Regions from separate parts of the Homo sapiens genome. Here all the other regions are linked to region 2. A link is an interaction called in ENCODE POLR2A ChIA-PET data of the cell type or tissue named here. Cell type or tissue: K562. All regions are shown on one strand. Region 1 overlaps CORO1C (coronin 1C). Region 2 has its middle 11 kb from the start of ATP2A2. Region 3 overlaps TCHP (trichoplein keratin filament binding).

The links. Peaks named below come from ENCODE experiments on the same cell type or tissue, not always from the same donor. Only the 100,000 strongest peaks of a DNase experiment are listed, where the experiment ranks them.
Region 1: POLR2A ChIA-PET joins it to region 2 with 6 read pairs; 1 of 35 experiments calls an interaction of 5 or more read pairs at or near these places.
Region 3: POLR2A ChIA-PET joins it to region 2 with 5 read pairs; 2 of 35 experiments call an interaction of 5 or more read pairs at or near these places.

The regions. Positions count from the first base shown.
Region 1 is chr12:108,698,405-108,706,404 of GRCh38, forward strand. CORO1C (coronin 1C) reads right to left here. Exons shown (of 11, transcript NM_014325.4): 2 at 2,720-2,919. The coding sequence starts at 2,914. Among named protein-coding and RNA genes, the nearest start is that of CORO1C, 29 kb to the right of the region's middle. RefSeq lists enhancers at 2,649-2,943, 3,115-3,647. In K562, no CTCF peak of the experiment used is centred here; DNase peaks (open chromatin) are centred at 1,827 and 3,517.
Region 2 is chr12:110,266,340-110,274,339 of GRCh38, forward strand. No RefSeq gene overlaps it. Among named protein-coding and RNA genes, the nearest start is that of ATP2A2, 11 kb to the right of the region's middle. RefSeq lists an enhancer at 2,761-3,363. In K562, no CTCF peak of the experiment used is centred here; DNase peaks (open chromatin) are centred at 3,432 and 4,342; H3K4me3 peaks cover 262 bases.
Region 3 is chr12:109,907,781-109,915,780 of GRCh38, forward strand. It overlaps TCHP (trichoplein keratin filament binding), which reads left to right. Exons shown (of 13, transcript NM_001143852.2): 7 at 806-918; 8 at 1,091-1,157; 9 at 3,283-3,455; 10 at 5,211-5,292; 11 at 6,662-6,847; 12 at 7,623-7,766. Among named protein-coding and RNA genes, the nearest start is that of TCHP, 12 kb to the left of the region's middle. In K562, a CTCF peak has its summit at 3,316; a DNase peak (open chromatin) is centred at 3,311.

The DNA of each region.
Region 1 (8,000 bases), 1.6 Mb before region 2:
AAATAACTTTTTTTTCTTTTTGAGACGGAGTCTCACTCTGTCGTCCAGGCTGGAGTGCAGTGGCACGATCTCAGCTCACTGCAACTCCGCCTCCCGGGTTCAAGTGATTCTCCTGCCTCAGCCTCCTGAGTAGCTGGGACTACAGGTGTGCACCACCATGCCCGGCTAATTTTTGTATTTTTAGTAGAGACGAGGTTTCACCACGTTGTCCAGGCTGGTCTCGAACTCCTGACCTCAGGTGATCCGCCCGCCTCAGCCTCCCAAAGTGCTGGGATTACAGGCATGGGCCACTGTGCCCGGCCAGAAAATAACTTTTATACACAGCTGCTTATGTTACAGAGAGAGAAACAGAGGAGCGGAAGGATAAAGAGACACATCCACGTCCCACTACAAGTCAGTGACTGAGCCAGGACTGAACTCCACAGCTCATCAATTCCCAGATTTGTGATCTTCCCTCTATGCCACATTGACGCTAAGAGCTAAATACACACACTTTAATACACAAAAATCTCACATAGTACTCATGAACCTATCGACTATAGAAACCCAAGTATTGATCTTATTTCCAATGGCTGTCACAGGGCTTAGCTTATACCAATGTCACCTCCTCTAAAACAAACTCATATTTAAGGAGCAAAGCTAGACAGACAGTATTATAGCCTGGGAAAGACCCTCGATGCTCCTCTAAAAAGCAACACCTCATCTAAACATGACAATTTGTAAAGCAACTTATTCTATCCTAGTTCCCATAATGCTGGTTAAAGAATGAAATACAAGGACACATTCATTAAGTGTAGGTCACTGAATGCAAGGAAAAACCAAATCATAAGATCAGTTAGCTGGGGCACTGCACACAGGTCTCCCTCAAATGGGATAAGTGAAACTCAGTTTCTCATGGTCTGTAAAAGCAAAGATGAACTCACAGAACCTTTGTGGATGTGAAAGTTGAAAGGAAATGTCTGAATTCAGAGGAAGATTAGCCATTCATTATGTCTATTTTGTGCTTCTTAATTGGCTTGTTCCATTTCTTTGAAGGAAAAAAAAAGTCTTACATTTATCCCTCAGTCTATAAAAGGGGAAATAAAAACTCGTAACTCCAAAACAAATCATGGTGCTCCAGTGTCTGACCTTAGCTAACAAGCTATGGCTGTCTTCTCAGTTGGCTGCCATAAAGCCTACCAGTAAAATGTCAAGTTTCCAAATGCCCCTTGCTCTTGGTGAAGGAATAAGCTAAAACAATGTGGAGACCAAATGCAACTGGCCTTGAGTTCAAATCCCCACTCCAAAACCAGATGAAGAACACTTATAACAGTGTAGTGTACTTATCTGCCACTGAACGACAATTTTTTGAACAGAAATAAAAGTATCTAAATAAAAAATAAATTTTCAACTTAATGAAAAGATTCATCTTCGCCAATAAGAAGGTACATTTGAAAACACGTATCAAATTTGTTCCCCAAAGGCACCCATCTCCCTTCTTCGGTTAGGAGATGGTTCTACTGTGTTATCTATCTGGCCACTGAAGTAAAAATCAGATGTTATAATAAAACAAGTTAGTCACCAGCATCTCTGAAACAAAAGTCCAAGAGAATTGGACATTTTCCCAATGAGAGTTTTCCCAAGGAAAAAACATCAACATACAATGGGAAACAACCCTCTGACAGAAATTCACTTTATTGTAACCACTCTCAGAATCACATGATCCATTGTGATGAGATGTACCCTGAATATAAGGGGCTCAGAAACAGCGGGGATCCACTTCCCCCGCTGTTTTCAGCAGAGTGGAAACAGCTGTCATACGACCCAACATCTGCATCCTCACCAGCACCCAGCCCTTATCACTGGAGCTCAGGACTCACCAAACTCATTTTCCTCCTAAAAGCTAACTAGAAAACAACTGTTTCTAGGCCCTCTTCACAGCTTTTTTTTCTTCATTATTTGCAGTTCTGGGATTTGCTGATAAAGTAACTATAGATTTTGATCTGCAGTATTCATGATTGGTCAGCAAATGCACAAAATTCCTATCTAATCTCCCACCTTGGAGCAGGCTTTCTGGGAGGATAAAGGAAGGAGGAGGGCTTGGAACCCTACTGAAGTTGAAGAAAACATAGAACCATTCTCAGTAAAGATCTTTTATTTCTACCACTTGTTAACACTGTTTAAATCCTACGCTGAAACTTACTATTGTCCAGAATTGAAATCTATATTGAGGACATTTTCTTGAGTTCTTGTTCCATTTCCAACTCAAAAAAAAAAAGGAAATTAAGAAAAGAAAAAGGGCTCATCCTTATGACTTCACAAAAAAAGAGAATATTATCTTACAAATTTCTGCCCATTTGAAAATGTAACTGTTTTTAAAACTTTACTTTGGAGTAAAAGCCAGTTTTTAAAACTGCACTCTAAAAGAAAAATTTTTGTGAAAAGCAGATGATTAAGAATGAAATCTTAAAATTCCTATGCCTGCCCATGCTCACAACATCGTTATAATAATTTTTTCATCCATAGAGGGCATCCCCAGAACAGAGGTCACTATTCTATTTAATGATTCTCTGTTAGAGAAAAACTGATGTGGTTAGTAAGGCGTGTGGAACTTAACTTCAATTACATCAGAGTCTAATGGTTTCACAAATACAATTCTTAGTGAACTGTCAATCTATTAAGGAAAAAGTATGGAGACTATCAGAGGGTGTCTACCAGAATGGAAGATCAAATTACCTACCTTGTGCAGAGGGAGGACAAGGAACGCTCCTCCCCCACTTGCCTCTATGATTATGGCAACAAATCTGGGATTGACAGCACAAAAGGAACTATCCCAGGTCACACGAGAAACCCGGATGTCATCATAGCACTGGTCATTTTTCACCGCTTGCCCAAATACATGCCGAAACTTGCTCTGTCGTACCACTCGCCTCATCGTGTCTGCAAAGGAAGAGTGAGAATTATGTTAGAATTATGCACCAAACTGAAAGCTTTACTTTTACAAATGAAATGCTCCAAGTAGGAAAAACAGAATGGTATGGCATTTTGTCTGCTCTCCTAAAAAGTAGCCAAATTGCAATCCAAATTTCTTTTAGCAGCACATACCCGGAGACAACTGCAAAATGCGTCAGGGAAAGAATTACAAAGAAATGAAAAATTCCTAATTCAAGATCCAGAAACAGCTCATCAGTTTTAATTTCAATGGAAAGATTAAGGGAAAGAATTAAAGAAAATTAGCCTTTCAGGGTTGGGTGGGAGCTGACAGATAATGTACTTCAACCCTTCCCCTTTTACAGATAAGAAAACTCCAAAGTGAAATTCTCTGGTAGAGGTGAGGCTGAAGAAAGCCGAAAAACAAGTTACGATTTTGTGGCTTTGTCCTCAGCCTGCCAAGGTAATTTTTCAGATTGTAAACATTTTCCCTAGACATCAACACTCTGCTGTCTGAGAATTGTGTCTATTCCCCAGAGTGTTTCAACAAGAATAGCTATGGGAGGAATTCAAAAGACACAGCCATCACCCTTGACTTCAAAAGCCTTCTAATCTCCTTCTAACACAGACGTAATAATCAGAGCAACTCACTACCAAACCGCCTAGTGCTAAGTGGTACACAGTGAGAAACAGGAAAAGTCAGCCTAAAGCAGCCTAACGGGTAAGAGCCAGGTCTGGGAAAAGCAGAGCAAAAGTATTTAAATGGAAAGCAATGTGATCAAAGTGATGTTTAGGATGACAGTAAATGTGGCAGGAGCACACTGGACAGCTTACACAGGAACAAGCTCAAAGCCAGGTACTGGGCTAGGAAGCTATTTGACAGTAAACCAGACTTGAGGAAGGCCTGGAGTGATACAGCAGTAACAGTTGGGACCTAGGAAAGGAAAAATGCAGGGGCTATTGTCGGGGGGAAACAAAACCAGGCTGGGTTTTCACTGAGCTGATCATCCACCACAGCCACTTCCCTAGTAAACCAGGGACTCTGAAGGGGAGGGGAGGTGACACAGAGCTAGGTTCCTAGGCTGTCTTATGTGTCATTTCAGACTCCAAATTCGACTAAATCATCTGATAGACACTGAAAGCTTTGTGCTTTCAGATCACCAGGCCCTCCCTGATTAAGATTTCCTAGACTGCACCCAATGTAATTTTCCTATGTGCTACTGCAGGACATTCTGTTCATGTTGGTTAGATAGAAGGAGCCTGGATAAAAATCTAAGTGGAAATGGAACATGGTTCAACATCGACAACTCAGCTGAAAATCAGATCCTCATATACAGAGGAGAGCTAACACCTGTCCACTCATGCCAGACGAGACACATGGTGGGCTGTTGCTAATTCCTTTCCTCTAATTCCCTTCCTCATGGCCCTGAGCCCACTGCTAAATGCAGAGAGACGAATTTATTTTTGCCAGAGTCTCTTACCCTTCCAACGCATGTGTGAAAGTGGCCTCTCTCCAATGCTGGGGGCATGTAGCCGGGCTGAAGTAAGAGACCCTTGGCAGGCAATTGAGCATCCACGTTCCTTAGCCCAGCTGTTATTGCCAGACTTTCCCAGCTGACTACCAGGGCCATACATTTTGAGTCTTTGGTAGAGGAGATGGCAAATGATTCGTGGCCAGGGTCCTTCATTTTGGAATCAATATGAATACTTCTCAAGCGTGAGTTAGATAAGACAGCTTCCATGAGGTGGTGAAAAGCAAAAGGAAAGCACATCTATACAAAAGCCAACGTACAGCCAGCTGGTCTTGGGCTCCACTTCCCCACACAACCATCTGCAACCATCTGTACAAGTTATAGAAGCTGCAATCCCTACCAGCATCTTCAAGCAAGTGTTTCAAAAGTAAGCTAATGTAGAAGAAAAAAGGATTGCACCATGTCAGAGTTAACATCCTTCATAAATAAAACGTTCTTACAAATTCATACAATTAAAACCCAACAGAAAATTAGACAAAGGATATGAAGAATTTACAAAAGAAACACAAACAGCACTTATCTCCACTCCTTCCTAAAATCCTAATAAAATGAAAGCAAAAAATAAAAGCAGGTAAAAACATGAAAGGACAAGAGGACTGGAAAAGAGGCTACAAGAGAGCAAATGTGACAATAAACTTTCGAAGATGGAAAGCTGTCATGCACGTGTAACTGACTGAAGTGTGAGTGTCCTCTACTCAGCTGAGTCTCAGGAGGAGCGCACAAAAAGGACATCAAGGCCCACTGTGAATCCCCAGAACACTCCAAGGAGAAACTGTGTGTCTCCAAAGACAGGGATGTGGGAGAGGGACTACAGAGAAAATGACTGAAAGCCTGAATTAGGAGCAGCTGGACACCCAGATCCCAGGGCTGCACAACCAGGGTACTGGCCTGCCCTCTCCCCAGCAGAAGCCAGGAGAGGCCTGACTATGGGCCTGGATGACACCCAGCACAGGTGTGAACAGATGCCTCACTGACAGCCTGGTTCTATACAGTGGGGCCTCCAGCCCCTTGTTCCTCCTGGCTCCCAAGATACCACCTGCCTTACCCCACAAGAGATCAGACATCACTGCCCTCAGTGAGGTCCACCATTCAATGTGCCCCTCCACTCACACAGGCATAAGGTCAGCTTTTAGAACCTCACTTTTAAATGTGAATGGATATTTGAGGAAGGCCTCTCACTTGAAAAAGAGAGACGATTTTTCCTCTTCACTCAAATAGGCCAGATACCATCTAACCTCATAAAAATAGGAAGATTAATATAAATATGTAAAATGCTTTGTCTTCATTGAAAGATACTATACAAATCTTCTGGCTGACATACATACTAAACTACCTTAAAAAGTGATTTCCACCAGGCGCAGTGGCTCACACCTGTAATCCCAGCACTTTGGGAAGCTGAGACGGATCACGAGGTCAGGCGATCAAGATCATCCTGGCCAACATGGTGAAACCCCATCTCTACTAAAAATACAAAAATTAGCCGGGTGTGGCGGCAGGCATCTGTAATCCCAGCTACTCGGGAGGCTGAGGGAAGAGAATTGCTTGAACCTGGTAGGCGGAGGCTTCAGTGAGCCAAGATCGCACCACTGCACTCCAGCCTGGGCGACATAGCAAGATTCCATCTCAAAAAAAAAAAAAAGTTATTTCCATATTATGCATACTTATTTTCATCCTAAATACATGTGGATAGAATGATATAGAAGTTCTTTTGCTACAATCACAGAGTAGAATGTTAGCTACAGGGCAGAGACAGTAAGAAAAGCCAGTGCTTCCGCAGTGCTGTGCTGAGTCAGGCATCTCTAAGCGGAGCTTGAAGGGCAGTGTGAGCCCATTCACTTCCAAGGTCAAATCTGATCTGGGCTCACCTGTGTACATGTGGCATAGCCGCTTTTCTTGCACAGAATGTCTCAGGCCCTCCAGGCACACAATAGAGTATAGCAATTAAGAGAGCAAACTCCAGAGTCAGACAGCCTCGTAAGTGAGAAGCACAGCTGTACTATTTACTTCCTGGCCGTGGTACAGTACAGCAAGTCACTAAGTCTCCATTAAGTGTAAAATTCTCTATCCAAAAATGGGTACAATGCATATAAAGTTGAAGTGATCATTAAATGATCAATTGGTGATGGGATGGTGGCAGGAGATTCTTATGCTATAATAGTACCTTGTATGGTTAAATACACAAAATTAATCACTCAATAAATACTAGCTACTATTGTCATCCTAGTAACTGACATAAGATAATTTGGATTCAAATCTGAGCTCTGCAACATATTAGCAAATTACTTAACCTCTCTGAGCCTCAGTTTCCCATTCACAAAATGAAGGGAATGATACCTGTAATAAGAATGTAGGCCGGGCATGGTGGCTCACGCCTGTAATCCCCACACTTTGGGAGGCCGAGGAAGGCAGATCACTTGAAGTCAGGAGTTCGAGACCAGCTTAGGCAACATGGTGAAACCCAGTCTCTACTAAAAATACAAAACTTAGCCAGGAGTCCCAGCTACTAGGGAGGCTGAGGCATAAGAATTGCTTGAACCTGGGAGGCAGAGGTCGCAGTGAGCCGAGATCACGCCACTGCACTCCAGCCTAGGTGACAGAGCAAGACCCTGTCTCAAAAAAAAAAAAAAAAAAAAAAAGAATGTAAACCAACCACAGACAAGAAAGCCCAGACCCAGATGACTTCACTGCTAAAGTCTATCAAACATTTAAAAAATACCAAGTACTCACAAAATTTTCCAAAGATAGAGAAGAAGGGAACACTTTCAAACTAATTGTATGAGGCCAGTATTATCCTGATACCAAAACCAAACAAAGACATCTCAAGAAAATTACAGACCAATATCTCTTATGAATACAGATGCAAAAAATCCTCAACAATACCAGCAAACGAAATCAAGCAACACAGAAAAAGAATTAGAATTATACACCACAATCAAGTGGGATTTATCCTAGGAATGCGAGGTTGGGTCAACATCTGAAAATCAATTAACGTAACACATTATATCAATAGAAGAAAAAAAAATCACACAATTATCTCAGACACAGAAAAAGCATTTGAGGCTGGGCATGGTGGCTCATGCCTGTAATCCCAACACTTTGGGAGGCTGAGGCAGGGGGATCACTTGAGGTCAGGAGTTCAAGACCAGCTTGCACAACATGGTGAAACCCCATCTCTACTAAAAATACAGAAGTTAGCCAGGCATGGTGGTGGGCACCTGTAATCCCAGCTACTCGGGAGGCAGAGGCAGGAGAATTGCTTGAACCCGGGAGATAGCAGTTGCAGTAAGCCGAGACAGTGCCACTGCACTCCAGTCTGGGCAACAGAGTGAGACTCTGAATCAAAAAAAAACAAAAAAAACAAAAAAAAAGCATTTGACAAAATTAAATACTCTTTCATGATAAAACACTCAAGAAACTAGGAATAGAAGGGAATTTCCTCAACCTGATAATGGGCATCCATGAAAATACCACAGCTAACTCAATATTCAATGGCGAAAGATGCCTTCTCCCTGAGATCAAGAATAAGATGAGCTTGTCCACCCTTGCCACTTCTATTCA
Region 2 (8,000 bases):
TTTGAAGCCTCTATACCTTCAATAATGTCTCTGTATCTTCCATAACGTTAATGGATATGTTTGTTGTTACAAGATTAAATCAAATGGTTTACGTTTTAGGAGGGCTGGGCCTTAAGATCAGCCTAAGATGAAGGTGCCTGCAATGTCTCTCTACTAGTGCTGCCAGCCACGTGCAAGGCACATCACATGCACAGTCTCTCATGTAACTCACACGAAAACTACATGAGGTAGATTCAATTATCCACTCTTTATAATTGAGGAAATAGGGACACAGATTAAGTAGCTTGCCTAAGAGCATACAGTATTACCTGGTGCCTGCAATTCTCTGAATTTGTCTCTCCACGTTTTCCAAAAGGTGATGTTTTGAAGACTGTGATAATATTGAATCATGTGACTGGAAAAACAGGGCAAATCACAAGTTAAAACACACCCCCTGTCTAACATGTGCAAAGCCCTCTCTGAGGAGTCTCATTAGCCTGGAGCCTGGTTCTAATGCACTAAGCCCTTTACCTTCCCTCCCCACTGGACCCCCTTTTTAATTGACATTTAATTGCCTGTGGTCAGATCTCCTCCAATCCCTGTGCCTCTGGGCCCCTGATCTTAGGGGACTTGGGGAGCTAGACCTATATTTTCTTGGATTTCCACTGACTTCCCATTAAATTATTATCCCTGGGTACAGTGGACTCCGTGTGCATGTGTTGCTTTATTTCGCCTTTAAAGCATACAGCTTTAATTGGGCAATCACAATGCCTTTCTCCCATTATCGTCAGCAGGGAAGTAAGTAATCAAGCTCCCCATCTTAAAACTTCGGTAAAATGAGGTCAGCAAGATGTGTGGTATTGACATGGCACCCAGCAAAGGAAAATGACTCTTGGTGGCTCACATTGTTGTGGGGCTTGTTTGCGTTGCTGTGCAGTTGTAATGGAAAATGAATAAAAATAAAAATCCCGGGGCCCTTTTTGGCCAGCACTTGGGAAGTTAATCCCACTGTCCTGGCAGAATTCCAGCTCAGGTCACTGCATTCAGCTGGCGGAAGCCTCCTTGTGCAGCTTTCAGTGGAAGGGGAACTCTGCTTTACCACTTTTCTCAGCAACATGTGCTGCAAATTAAGCAGCTGTCCCTTCCCCACCCTGGACAGGGCTGCATTTCGTGACTCAGAATGATCCTCTCTCCCCTTGCCACAGCGGGGAGTAGGGACAGATCTGGGATCAGGAAATTAAACTGGTCCAAGAACCAGTTGAGGAGATATTTGCTATAATAAAAATCTTTGTGGGTCTCTGAGTGCTTCTGCGCAGTCAGAGAATCACAGATTCCTAGCATTAAAAGGTTTTCCAGGAGTCGTCTAGTTTCTTTCTAAAACCCCATGCATACATTCCCTCCATTTGTTTTATAACATTTTATTATGCAAATTTAAAGTGTTTCTATACCTGAAGTACTTAGAAGTTTTCTCTCCCCTCCTCACCTATCTACTTTTTTTTTTTTTTGAAATGGAGTCTTGCTCTGTCACCCAGGCTGGAGTGTAGTGCCGTGATCTCGGCTCACTGCAACCTCCACCTCCCGGGTTCAAATGATTCTCCTGCCTCAGCCTCCCAAGTAGCTGGGATTATGGGCATGTGCCACCAAGCCCCGCTAATTTTTGTATTTTTAGTAGAGACAGGGTTTCGCCATGTTGGCCAGGCTGGTCTCAAACTCCTGACCTCAAGTGATCCACCCACTTTGACCTCCACACCTATATAGTTTTGTTGCTTCTTTTCATTGTTTTACAGACTTTTAAAAAAATGTTTAACACTCTTTCCAATATGAAATGTATTGCATTTCTTTTCTTTTCTTTTTTGAGACAGAGTTTCACTCTTGCTGCCCAAGCAGTGGTGCGATCTCAGCTCACTGCAACCTCTGCCTCCCGGGTTCAAGCGATTCTCCTGCCTCTACAGGCACCTGCCACCATGCCTGCCTGGCTAGTTTTTTGTATTTTTAGTAGAGACGGGGCTTCACTATGTTGGCCAGGCTGGTCTCAAATTCCTGACCTCAGGTGATCCACCCACCTCAGCCTCCCAAAGTTCTGGGATTACAGGCATGAGCCACAGCGCCCAGCCGGATTGCATTTCATGGTGTTAGAAATAGATCCAAGCTAATTCTTCTCCCTACAAATAATCTTCTATTCCCAAAGATGTTTATTGAATAGTGATTTCTAATTTGTGTGACTTAACCTCTCTGAGAATCAACTTTCAGTACCTGGAAAAATAGGAATGATAATGATACGTACCAGACAGGCTTGTCCTAAGGATGCACTAAGACAACATGTGAAAAGGTCCCAGCACATTGCATGCATGGCAAATGCATGTCTATTAAATGGTGTCTTCCTTTTTGTCCCTTCCTTCTTTTGATTTATTTATTTATTTATTTTTATTTTTTGAGACCGAGTCTCGTTGTGTCACCCAGGTTGGAGTGCAGTGGAGCAATCTCAGCTTATTGCCACCTCCACCTCCCGGGCTCAAGCAATTCTCCTGCCTCAGCCCCCCAAGAAACTGGGACTACAGGTGAGCGCCACCACACCCAGCTAATTTTTGTATTTTTAGTAGAGAGAGGGTTTCACCATGTTGGCCACTCTCATCTCAAAGTCCTGATCTCAAGTGATCCGCCCACCTCAGCCTCCCAAAGTGCTGGGATTACAGGTGTGAGCCACCACACCCGGCCTCCTTCCTTCCTTTTTTTTTTTTTTGAGGCAGAGTCTCTGTCACCCAGCCTGGAGTGCAGTGGCATGATCTCTGCTCACTGCAACCTCCGCCTCCCGAGTTTAAGGGATTCTCCTGCCTCAGCCTCCCAAGTAGCTGGGATTACAGGCGCATGCCACCATGCCCAGTTAATTTTTGTATTTTCAGTAGACATGGATTTCACCATGTTGACCAGGCTGGTCTCAAACTGCACTTTACCTCAGGTGATCCGCCCGCCTCAGTCTCCCAAAGTGCTGGGATTACAGGTATAATCCACCGCACCCTGCCTCCTTCCTTCCTTTTTATCTGCACCAGCCTATTTTTTTTCTAGAACCCTTTTATGTACCAATGAAATCAAGCCTTGCTGGAATGGTCGGTTGTCTACCCCTAGTTTTATACTGGGAGGCTACTAAGAAGAACGGTTGGGGGAGGACAGGAAGGTGAAGGCGCTTTCTGGAAAAGACCCATCCTAATGATACATGTGCTATGACTGCAGCCCCCTCTCTCCCCTCAGGTCAGAGAATCCTCTTAGAGGCTGTTCTGTGGTCTCAGAATGCTCCCTGCCCCCAAGTTGCCATGTCAGATGTTTGAGGGAAATCTGATTTCTGAGGACAGAGCTCTAGGTGTGGGTTGTTTTATTTTGGGGATGGGGTGGGGGTAGGAGTTGGCCATGGGTTTGCTGCATTCCAGGAAGAGGGAGGACTGCTCTCCTCCGATGAGTCATGGAAGAGAAACGTCTAATGTTTGCAAACGTCTCCAGCCAAGCCTCTGCTTTCTTAGACTCCTCCCATCCCCCATCCATGCAGATTGGACCCCCGTGAGAAGATTTAAATGTTAAGGTTGAAGGCCAAAGAGGCCATGGCTCTACTGGTTGAGATGGGAAGCAGCTAACAGAACGGGAACGATTGTCCAGTACCTCTAGACTCCAGCTTGCAAGACACGGGACAGGACCTTATAATAGGTGTATCTGTCTCCCAAATCAGGACATACTCTGGGTGGTGCAGGAGGATCAGGTGAAAGAACTGGATTTTCACAGGGGCCCTGCCATCTGCAGAGGGCCTCCAATCAACACGGCATCTGCAGAGGGCTGGGAGATCAGAGAAGCCACAGTTGGAGAAGAAGCAGAGGCGATTGCAGAAAAGGCCAGGGCATAGGGAGTCAGGGGAGGTCTTGCAAATGACAGAAGCTGTGATCTGTTTCTTTCAGGGGAAGATGAAGGATAAGCGGGCTTGAGAGGGATGGAGCTAGTGGGGGTGTGCTGGGAGCCCACGGCTGCCTCAGCCTCAGCCTTAGCCAGACTGCTGGAGCCAGATGGGGTTCATGATGCATCTTCCCAGATGGAACGGATCAGGCATGTCAGACAAGCTTCTCTTAGGATACATGGTGTCCTCCTCCCTCCCCCTATTTGAAATCAGGAGAGAATCACAAGGTAACTTGGGAGGGCTGCCAACCTCCTGGGATCTTTTGTGAACTATCAGGTAACTACAGCAGGATCACAATGGGAGACCTAAACATGCCTCCACCAACACCCCCCCCCCTTTTTTTTTCTATTGTGGGACATCAAGGGAGCAAGCTGGTCAGCTTGGGAACAAAGATCCTATTCTAGGAATTTGTCCACAGCAACCCTATCTGCTGTGTGCACTGTCCTTGGATTTCTGCCAGACTGAAACCCAACCTGCTTGGGGCTGCTACCACTACTGTGAGAGCAACACCCTGGCACCCGGCAGGGAAGGGAGAATCAGAGAACTCATCCTATAAAATTAAAATTGCATTTAATCACTCTTCTTTCTTCTACCAGGCTCAGGAGGCCAGGCCATCTCTGCATTTTAAGTATTTCACCATTTAAAGTCTAAGCACCTTGGGGGGTGAGGAAGGAGGGCAATGGAGGAGAACTTTTGAAATCTTTCCACAAAAATCAAAGAACAAACCAACTAGAGGGAAAAATAGCTGCTATATTTAAACTACATTATCCCATCAGGGAGCTATGGTTTTGAGAACCATTCCACAGTACTTTGTTTGGCACTGCTATATGGGTTTCTTTTCTTTCTTTTTTTTAAGATGGCAAGATTTTTTTTTTTCTTCAGAGCAGTAATTGCAAAGGAAGCAAAGGTCTTCACTAATTAATTTGGTAGATATTCACTGAGCATCTGCTATGTGCCTGGCACTACACTGGTCGCTGGGGGCACAAAATAGATAAGGAAGGACTCAAGGTCCTCATTGCAAATAATTATCATGCATTTATTCAAGAAGTTTTGATTGCATGCCTTCTAAGTGCATATGATTCTATTACAGGAAAGGGTCCCAATCCAGACCCCAAAAGAGTAATAGAATTCAGGTCGAGTCCACAGAGTAAAGTGAAAGCAACTTTATTAGGAAAGTAAAGGAATAAAAGAATGGCTGCTCCATAGACAGAGCAGCCCTGAGGGCTGCTGATTGCCCATTTTTATGGTTATTTCTTGATGATATGCTAAACAAGGGGTGGATTATTCATGCCTCTCCTTTTTAGACCATATGGGGTAACTTCCTGACGTCATGGCATTTGTAAACTGTCGTGGCGCTGGTGGGAGTATAGCAGCGAGGACGACCAGAGGTCACTCTCATCGCCATCCTAGATTTGGTGGGTTTTGGCCACTTCTTTACTGCAACCTGTTTTATCAGCAAGGTCTTTATGACCTGTAGCTTGTGCCAATCTCCTATCTCATCCTGTGACCTAGAATGTCTTAGCCATCTGGGAATGCAGCCCAGTAGGTCTCAGCCTCATTTTACCCAGCTCCTATTCAAGATGGAGTTGCTCTGGTTCACATGCCTCTGACAATTTCCATTCTCCTGGAGTTTATAGTCTGGTGGAAGAGGACAGACAATAAACAAGTGACTTAGGGTGATTAAGTGCCATGAAGGAAGGAGTATTACTCATATGTGCATTTGCCCATTTGCTATTCCTTCTGCCCAAGATGCTGCTCTTCTTGGCTCTAAATTTTCAAAGGACTCTGTATTATTCCTGGCCCTCCTTCTGTCACTCTCAAATGCGAGTCCATGACCCAGTCAAGTGGAGATGTCAGATCAGCAGCTGAGTATATGCATCTGGACATACAAATGTGTAGTCAACAATATGTAGGTGGGCCGGCACGGTGGCTCACGCTTGTAATCACAGCACTTTGGGAGGCCGAGGCAGGTGGATCATTTGAGGTCATGCGTTCAAGACCAGCCTGGCCAACACAGTGAAATCCCGTCTCTACCAAAAAATACAAAATTTAGTCAGGCGTGGTGGAGCATGCCTGTAATCCCAGCTACTTGTGAGGCTGAGGCAGGAGAATAGCTTGAACACAGGAGGTGAGGTTGCAGTGAGCCGAGATCGCGCCACTGCACTCCAGCCTGGGTGACAGAGTGAGACCCTGTCTCAAACAAAAAAACAAACAAACAAACCCATTATGTAGGTGGAGTTTAAAGCAGTGGGACTAAGGAAAGATTACAGATAGGAAGACTGCCGGGTCCTAAGCCCTGGGACACTCCAGGTTTAAAGTTAAGTAGAAGAGTCTGGACACAGTGGCTCACATCTATAATCCCAGCACTTTGGGAGGCCGAGGTGGGAAGATCGCTTAAGCCCAGGAGGAGTTCAAGACCAGTCTGGGCAACATGGCAAGACCCCCCATCTCTACAAAAAATAAAACAATTTAGCAGGGTATGGTGGCACATGCCTGTAGTCCCAGCTACTCGGGAGGCTGAGGTGGGAGGATCGCTTGATCCTGAGAGGTTGAGATTGCAGTGAGCCATGATGGTGCCACTGTACTCTAGGGCAAAAGAGCGAGACCCCGTCTCAAAAAGAAAAAGAATAAAGTTAAGTAGAAGAGGGGGAGGCACAGAAAAGGAGGTTGAAAACGACCAACCAGAGAAGGGGAAGGAAAACCCAGGTTACTATACTCGAGTGATATAAAGTGCTGTTTGAGGCCAGGCACAGGTGGCTCAGACCTGTAATCCCAGCACTTTGGGAGGCTGAGGTGGGCGAATCACTTGAGGTCAGAAGTTCAAGACCAGCCTGGCCAACATGGTGAAACCCCGTCTCTACTAAAAATACAAAAACTAGCCAGGCATGTTAGTGCACACCTGTAATCCCAGCTACTCAGGAGGCTGAGGCGGGAGAATCACTTGAACTTGGGAGGTGGAGGTTGCAGTGAGCCGAGATCGTGCCACTACACTCCAGCCTGGGTGACAGAGTGAGACCTTGTCTAAAACAAACAAAGTGCAATTTGAGACTTCTGGGGCGCTGATGATGGAAGTGTTGGAGAAGGCTGCTATCATGCAAGACTTCCAAGATGAGATGGAATTTGAGCCTTCATCTTGAAGGGTGATAGAGGTTCACCAGGCAGATCCAAGCAGAAGGAACAGCCTGAGGAGAGGTCCCAAGGAAGGGATAATGAGTCATTGTGTCAGGAGCTTGGAATTGGAGGAGACGTCTTGGTGGATGTGTAGCAGACGACACTGCAAACTACAGTGGAAGAATGTAGGGCATCTCCAAACAGGGTTTTCAGTATTGTGTGCTAGTTGCATCTTTTTTTTTTTTTTTTTGAGGCAGTGTCTCGCTCTGTCACCCAGGCTGGAGTGCAGTGGTGTAATCTCGGCTCACTGCAACCTCTGCCTCCCGGGTTCAAGCAATTCTCCTCACTCAGCCATCCGAGCAGCTGTGATTATAGGCGCACGCCACCACGCTCAACTAATTTTTGTATTTTTAGTAGAGATGGGGTTTTGCTATGTTGACCAAGCTGGTTTTCAACTCCTGGCCTCAAATGATCTGCCCACCTCAGCCTCCCAAAGTGCTGGGATTATAGGAGTGAGCCACCACACCCAGCCCTGTGGTAGTTACCTCTGCTTCCTCCAGACCAGTGAGATCTTTGACTTTCCTCAGTGAAGTGAACATTTGTTGTTTGGCAGATCTAACATTTGCAGCTCTTCTGATAACAGCAGCAGGATTTTCCTTTGAGGCTTTGTTTTCCAGCATGTGTGTCCTGAACTAGCAGCATCAACATCACCGGGGAACTCAGAAATGCAAATTCTTGGGTCCACCCCAGACCTACTGAATTGAGCATTCTGGAGGTAGGCCCCAGCAAAAGGTGTTTTCAGAAGCCCTCCAGGTGATGCTGAGGCATGCGTGTGAAAACCACCACTGTAGGGAACTACTTCTTTCCCTCTCAGTTCGTGCAGTTCAGATGGCACTGACCATAGTCTTTGCTTCCAGGGGTGTGCACAAATCCCAGAGAAAATCTTAGGCCTTTCTCTCCAGCTTAGTGCTCCAAA
Region 3 (8,000 bases), 360 kb before region 2:
GAAGAGGCCATAGCAGGGCTGAGATTCTGCAAAGGGCGGCAGCAGCCGGGTTCTCCCTCTCACATGCATCCCCATCTGCCTTGTGCTTTCCCATCCTCCTCGTTTGCGTGCCTGAATTCCAGAACATTAACGACATGGAGCCAGTAGCTGTTCTCTTAGAGGTGGTTAGCGGCCTGCTGTTGGAGAACCTTCTTAGAATCTGGATTTTCCAGTGCACTGAGTAGACACAATTTAATCGGGTGGTCTAGCACCCAGCTCTCCGTGGGGAGCAGGTTTCGGGTCTCGAGGCATAACTGAGGGTTTTTGGTCCAGGGGCTGTTTTTGGAGAACATGGCACAGTTTCCTTGAAAGAGATCTTTCTATTTAGAAGAGGGAGGCCCATGCTCCTGTGACCTCACTTCCCCTTGCCCAGGCCGTGATTTAGCAACTACATTCTTAGTGCCTACTGCTTATTCTAGGTGCTGAGCACTGGGTTGGGAACTAGAGATAGAGCCTGACCAAGGCCCACAGTCCTGACCTCCTGGTGGGGGCTGTGTCAGGTGGAGGACAGTTGTTAAGTTACAGTAAGAGTGGACCAGTACAGGATCCTGTGGGAGTTTAGAGTTCAGGGCTCAGAAAGGCCCTTGCAGGAAATGGCTCAGAGGGGATTGGATGAGTAAGTGAGTGGTGGGAGGGGATCGTGACCACCTGCATGGCCAGGCCTCTGTTGGTGTAGTGTCTGCGAAAAATGGAGATGGAGAATGAAGGAAGATCTGATTCCCACGATCTCAGATCTCAGTCGAGCTTACTCTCATCATCACCACAGGCGACCAAACTAAAGAAGGAGCAGGAGAATCTGTTGAAGCAGCGGTGGGAGCTAGAGAGGCTGGAGGAAGAGCGAAAGCAGATGGAAGCCTTCCGGCAGAAGGCAGAGCTGGGGTGTGTGTCAGAAGGGCCCCCCACTCTTCCCAGGCGGGTGGGCCTCTTGCTTTTTCAGACTTGCATTCGTGTTGCTGAAACCATAAAGGAGACAGCCTGGTCAGCAGTTATCTAACTTCTATTTAATTCTTTCTGAGATACTGAAGGCAGCCCACATTTGATTCTCCTTCAGGCGTTTCTTGAGACATCAGTATAACGCTCAACTCAGCAGACGCACACAGCAGATCCAAGAGGAGCTGGTAAGTCTGAAGAGACAGCCTGACATCTTTCTTAGCCTCTTTTGTAAAAAAGGCCTTCCATTGCTTAGTATATGAGTGCATTCTCGTAAGAATGAAGACAGTGAGGGGTTGGGGGAAAGGGGAGATGTTGGTCAAAGGATACATCCCTCGGTTGGGAGATCTGGGAGTAGTGTCCATCATGTTGATCACAGCTGATGATACCATATTGTATTCTTGAAATTTGCTAAGAGAGCCAATCTTAAGTGTTGTCACCATGAAAACCAACTGTGAGGTGATGGATATGTTAATTAGCTTGACCGTAAGGATCCTTTCCCAGTGTCTGTGTGTATACATAGATGGATAGATACAGGTATCAAAACATCAAATTATTTTTCAGTAACTGTGTTACTTAAAAAGCAGCACAACACAAAGTGAGATCACCCCCTTGACCAGCACCTGCAATCTCTGTCTATCCCCAGAGGTGCCTGTTTAGTTCACATCTTTCTAGATGTATTTACATACAGAGAGGTGGAGGTTTTTGTTTTTGTATTTAAATCTAATTGAGGTTGCATTCCTCAGCATCTTCAATTAACACTAAATCTCTTAATTTTTAAAAAGATCGGCCAGGTGCGGTGGCTCCCGCCTATAATCCCAGCACTTTGAGAGGCCAAGGCAGGCGGATCACCTGAGGTCAGGAGTTTGAGGCCAGCCTGAATGACATGGTGAAACCCCATCTCTACTAAAAATACAAAAACTAGCCGGACATGGCCGGGCGTGGCGGCTCACACCTGTAATCCCAGCACTTTGGGAGGCTGAGGCGGGCGGATCACCTGTGGTCAGGAGTTTGAGACCAGCCTGGCCAATGTGGTATAACCCTGTCTCTACTAAAAAATACAAAAATTAGCCGGGTGTGGTGGCAGGCGCCTTAATCCCAGCTACTTGGGAGGCAGAGACAGAAGAATCATTTGAACCTGGTAGGTGGAGGTTGCAATAAGCTGAGATCAAGCCGTTGCACTCAAGCCTGGGGGACAAGAGCGAGACTTCTCTCAAAACAAGAACAACAACAACAAAAACTAGCCAGGCATGGTGGTGCACACCTGTAATCCCAGATACTCGGGGGGCTGAGACAGGAGAATTGCTTGAACCCAGGAGGTGGAGGTTGCAGTGAGCCGAGATTGCACCACTGCACTCAAGCCTGGGCAACAGAGTGAGACTCTGTCTCAAAAAAACAAAAAAAGGTCATTATGCTTAGATTGAACCTGTTCTTTTCAGATAGCTCCTTTGTATTCCTAAGTACTTTGATGAGCTCCCTTGAAGTGAGGGAGACAGACCTAAGCTGCCCTTCCCATCCCTGCCCACTGCGGTCAGGGCAGGACATGGGGCACAGTGGCATGGTTGGTCCTGGTGTGCAGCTGTTTTTTATGGGGTCTTGCTCTGTTGTCCAGGCTGGATTGCAATGGCGCAATCACGGCTCACTGCAGCCTCAACCTGCCAGGCTCAAGCCATCCTCCCACCTCAGCCTCTCGAGTAGCTGGGACCATAGGTGTACATCACAATGCTTTGTAGAGATGGGGTCTTGCTACATTGCCCAGGCTGGTCTTGAACTCCTAGGCCCAAGTGATCCTCCCACCTCAGCCTCCCAAAGTGCTGGGATTGCATGCATTAGCCCCAGTGCCCAGCCTCCTGCATTATTTTAATGCTTCCATTATGTTGATGTACATAGTAGCTAATTCCCCACCAAGGAGCATTTTGGTTGTTTCTGGTTTTTCCCTCTTACCTAAAAGCTGCAACGAGTGTTTTGCACTTTTGTGTCACTGTGGTCTTTGTTCTTATAAGTGGGATTTTTGCCAAGTTGTATTCCAAAAAGTTGTGCAACCAGGTGTATCCGAGGGCATGTGGTGGTGGCTGGGTCTCCCTTTAGCCAGAGAGAAGCTCCTAGGCCTGTGCAGTGTCTGAACCACCCCTCGTGATTATCCCCAGTCTGTTCCAGAAATAATCCAGGATCTTCCCATCTCTGTCTTGAGAACACTGTGTAGAATCACGAATGTCTATGTAGAAAGGAAAGGGAGGGCAGGCCCCTCTGTAGGCTCTCATTGCAGAAGGACTCTGTCCAGCCCAGCCACGTGCCGCCCTCTGCTTCCTCTAGGAGGCAGACAGGCGGATCCTGCAGGCCCTCCTCGAGAAGGAGGACGAGAGCCAGCGCCTCCACCTGGCCAGGCGGGAGCAGGTCATGGCCGATGTGGCCTGGATGAAGCAGGCCATTGAGGAGCAGCTGCAGCTGGAGCGGGCGCGGGAGGCAGAGCTGCAGATGCTGCTGAGGTGAGTGGCAGCTGCTGACTGGGCTGGATGCTCCTGGCCTCAACTCTGATACCTTGAAATGCCCCATGGGTCACCTGTTACTGAAATATCTATTGGCTGGGCGTGGAGGCTCACACCTGTAATCCTAGCACTTTGAGAGGCCGAGGCAGGTGGATCGCTTGAGCCTAGGAATTTGAGATCAGCCTGGGCAACATGGCAAAACTCCAGGCTCTACCAAAAATACACAAATTGGCCAGGCGTGGTTGTTCATACCTGTAGTTCCAACTACTCGGGAGGCTAAGTGGGAGGATCACTTGAGCCCAGGAGGTTGGGGCTCCGATTAGCCATGACTACACCACTGCACTCCAGCCTGGGTGACAGAACGAGACTCTGTCTCAAAAAAAAAAAAAAAAAAAAAAGAAGAAGAAGAGATAGCTGTGTATGTTGTCCATCATTCCTGAGGAGCACATCTTCATAATGGACCTGGCCTCTGGGGGTGTTTCCCTTGTATTATCTGAGGTGGAAATCATTAAGGTTTAGAGTAACGATGTGTTCATCTGAAATCTTAGAGGTTTAGAAGGAAATTATTTTTTTTTTTTTGAGATAGAGTCTTGCTCTGTCACCCAGGCTGGAGTGCAGTGGCATGATCTCGGCTGACTGCAATCTCTGCCTCCTGGGTTCAAGTAATTCTCTGCCTCAGCCTCCCGAGTAGCTGGGATTACAGGCGCCCGCCACCACACCCGGCTACTTTTTGTATTTTTAGTAGAGATGGGGTTTCACCATCTTGGCCAGGCTGGTCTTGAACTCCTGACCTTGTGATCCGCCAGCGTTGGCCTCCCAAAGTGCTGGGATTACAGGCGTGAGCCACTATGCCCAGCCAGAAGGAAGTTATTATAGAGATGTTGAATGCTGCTTACATCTATAAAACTGAGTTTGGGTCCTAAAGACTAAACTAGTAGATTGAAATCATCAAATAATAAGTAGCATACATTGAGCACTTACTGCATGCTGGACACTGTGCCGGGTGCTTTACAGGCCTCATCTTACTGAGTCCTGACATCCAGCCAAGTGGTGGCTTGTGAGACCCGGAGACTTGAAGAGGTCACTCCGTCCAGGGTGAGCTATCAGTGACACAGGCATGCGGTGGCAGGGTTCAGGCACAGGCAGCGCCCTCCTCTCCATGTTCTGATGGTTTCATTCATCTCTGTGTTAAACAGCCACGGTGTAAGTCATCCCAATTCCTTTTTATAAGGAGATGGGGTATTAAAAGGGTAACTTAAAATACTTCCAACAGGGCCAGGCACGGTGGCTCACGCTTGTAATCCCAGCACTTTGGGAGGCCAAAGCAGGTAGATCACTTGAGATCAGGAGTTCAAGACCAGCCTGACCAACATGGTGAAACCCTGTCTCTACTAAAAATACAGTAATTGGCCAGACATGGTGGCACATGCCTGTAATCCCAGCTACTCAGGAGACTGAGGTACTAGAATCGATTGAACCTGGGAGGTGGAGGTTGCAGTGAGCCGAGATCGCACCACTGCACTCTAGCCTGGGCAACAGAGCGAGACCCATCTCAAAAATAAAAAAAATGAAAAACTTCCAACAGTACTTTCCGTGGATGCTGTCCTTAATTGTAATCTTTTCAAAGTGCATGTGGATGTTTATCTGCAGTGTGGTCCTGCAGAAGCCATGTGCCCTGCAGCCCTGTCTGTTCCGTAGCTCGCTTCCTGCCAGGGCGGGGAGGAGCCTGCTGTCATCCCTTTTGTGTTTGCCCAGGGAGGAGGCCAAGGAGATGTGGGAAAAGAGAGAGGCAGAGTGGGCCCGAGAGCGCAGCGCACGGGACAGACTGATGAGCGAGGTAATCCCAGCTGCGGCGATGTGGACCGGCTGTTGGGTCTTGGGCAGGTGTCTGGAAGTCCATGGTCAGTCACCCTGCCAGATGCTCTGGGAACAGAGTCTTCTCTGGTCATTTTAAGTGGGCTTTAAAAATCATTGAAAAAGTAATATGAGCTTAGTAGAAAAGAATTCAGAAGTACAGGAAGTAGAAATGGAAAAAAGTCCCCCAGAGCCCATCCTGTATGCAGCCGTAGCTGCTGCTTCTGTCTGCTCTTCTGTTTCTATGCCTGACATTTTTTCTACATGTATTTCTTACTGTCTTGTGCTATTTGGCTTCAAGCGTTGTGACATGCTGTTACATCTTTATAAACGGCATGTCAGGGGCTGTATCACGGACTGTCCTCTGTCACCCGCTGCCTTTCCATTCCCTCTTATGGGTGTGCTGTGTTGTTCTAATTGGAAGCCATTCTGAGAAACGCTGCAGAGAGCCTCTTGGTGCCTGAGGCTCTTCCCACACGTTTCCCCCCTCGGGGTAGATGACAGCCGTGACCTGGAGGACATAACTGCTTTCCTGGTCAGTGTGTACACTGTGCGTGGAAGATATACCCCAACCGCAGAGAAATCTGGGAGGAGAAGAGAGAGTGTTACCCATGGGCTGAAAGCTGTTGTAAAGTGGTTTCAAATGAGAAACTCTACGTTGTGTCTGGTAGTATGCTGTATTTTGGAATCCACAGGAAATTGGGTCGTGATTGGTGATGTTTTGCTCTTGTAAATACCAAGAATTCTCCAGTGCCTTTTGATTTTCCTCATTTAAATTTCCCTCCTGATGGCGGCCACTTTCTGTTCCCCCCAGCCCTGCAGCCTAACTGTTGAGAGTGTCAGGTGGTTTTCTGCTCCTGACTGTGGCCTGGGCTGGAGTTCAGATGTCACACGGCTCTGGGGCCAGGTCTCAAACACAGCAGGTTCAAAAGGTTAGAGGACCACCCCAGCTCCACCTCTGGTCATCTGTGTGGCTTGTGGCTCTCTTGTTTTTGGAACCCGCTGATAGGAAGGAGACTCACCTTGTTGCTCCAAGGTTTCTCTGGCCCCGGGGAGACAGCTCCATCCCCATCTCCTTTGATTTCTTTGGCACTCAGCTGTCTCTCCATAGTACACAGTCTGGATACATTTTGTGTGTCTTGGGTTGCGAGGGAAACATTTCTTGTATACTGGCAAGCGTGGCCGACATCGTGAGAGCAAATCCTGTCATCTGGCTCTGCCTCTGCGTACCTGGGCCTGAGGCCCAAGGATGAGGCTGGGCCTTGCTGTGGCTGCAGCCTGTCCAAGGCTTGTAGAACCAGGATCTGTTAGGGTCAACCTCAAAGCTGCCCTTTTCTTTCTGCTGAGGTTAGGTTCTGACAGGGAGACAACAGCAAATACAAGAGAAGATTGAGCAGAACCGACGGGCACAAGAGGAATCCCTGAAACACAGGGAGCAACTTATTCGAAATCTTGAGGAGGTGAGAGAGTTGGCTCGTCGCGAGAAAGAGGAGAGTGAAAAGCTGAAATCGGCCAGGAAGCAGGAGCTGGAAGCCCAGGTAGGGCTGAGCCCAAGGGCGGGAGGCACCGGGCCTGCCAGGTTCTCTGCATCATCATGGGACAGGGTTCAGAGCCGCTGGACTGCCTGGCAGGGCTTGCGCACGTTTGAGAGCACGGTGCTCCCGTTTCCATCCCAGCTGCAGTCCTCATCCTCTTGACTGTGGCTTCTTTCCCTCCACATCCTCCATGTCGTGTGGGTGAGGCCGGTACTGCTGTCTGTTCTCTTTACTCTGTCTGCTTCTGCAAGCAGTTGGCTTACCGGGGGCCATAGATCTCTCTTCATTTCAGTCCCTGATACATAAGACAGAACAGTCCTCCAAACACCTGGCCACAGGCCGAGCTTTTCACGAGGTACACGCCACGCATATGTATAGCCTCTCCAGCTTTCCATGAGGTACACGCCACGCATACAGCCTCTCCAGCTTTCTACGAGGTACATGCCATGCATACAGCCTCTCCAGCTTTCTACCAGGTACACACAATGCATACAGCCTCTCCAGCTTTCCACGAGGTACACGCCACGCATACAGCCTCTCCAGCTTTCCACGAGGTAAGCGCCACGCATACAGCCTCTCCAGCTTTCTATGAGGTACACACCATGCATACAGCCTTTCAAGTCCCGCATGCTCCCTTCCGTTCCTTGGCACGTGCATTGCTGTTGCTCAGCTGGATTCTCCAGTCTGGGTAGGGCCGCAGGCTTACCTTCCTCATCAGAGGCAGGGCTCTGCCCTGTGGGCCTTGTCTTGGGGTGGTGACTTTGCTCTTGGCACTCAGGTTGCAGAGCGCCGGCTGCAGGCATGGGAAGCAGACCAGCAGGAGGAGGAGGAAGAGGAGGAGGCCCGGCGGGTCGAGCAGCTCTCAGATGCCCTGCTGCAGCAGGAGGCGGAGACTATGGCTGAGCAGGGCTACCGGCCTAAGGTAGGAAGTCTGCCAGGATATAGGCCAACACCGGCAAGACAGACTCTGCCCGGCCCCTGCTCCCCTGGGCCTGCTCATCGCCCCGCGCCGGGGTCTGCTCTCCGGCCGTCCGGGTTATTCCTTGTTTCTCTTCTCTTGTATTTCTCTCTTCCCTGACCAGCAGGGAGCCCTGACACAGGGGCTGTTCCAGTCCTTGGTTGGGCCTCAAACCTTGAAGTGATTTTGCTCTGGCCT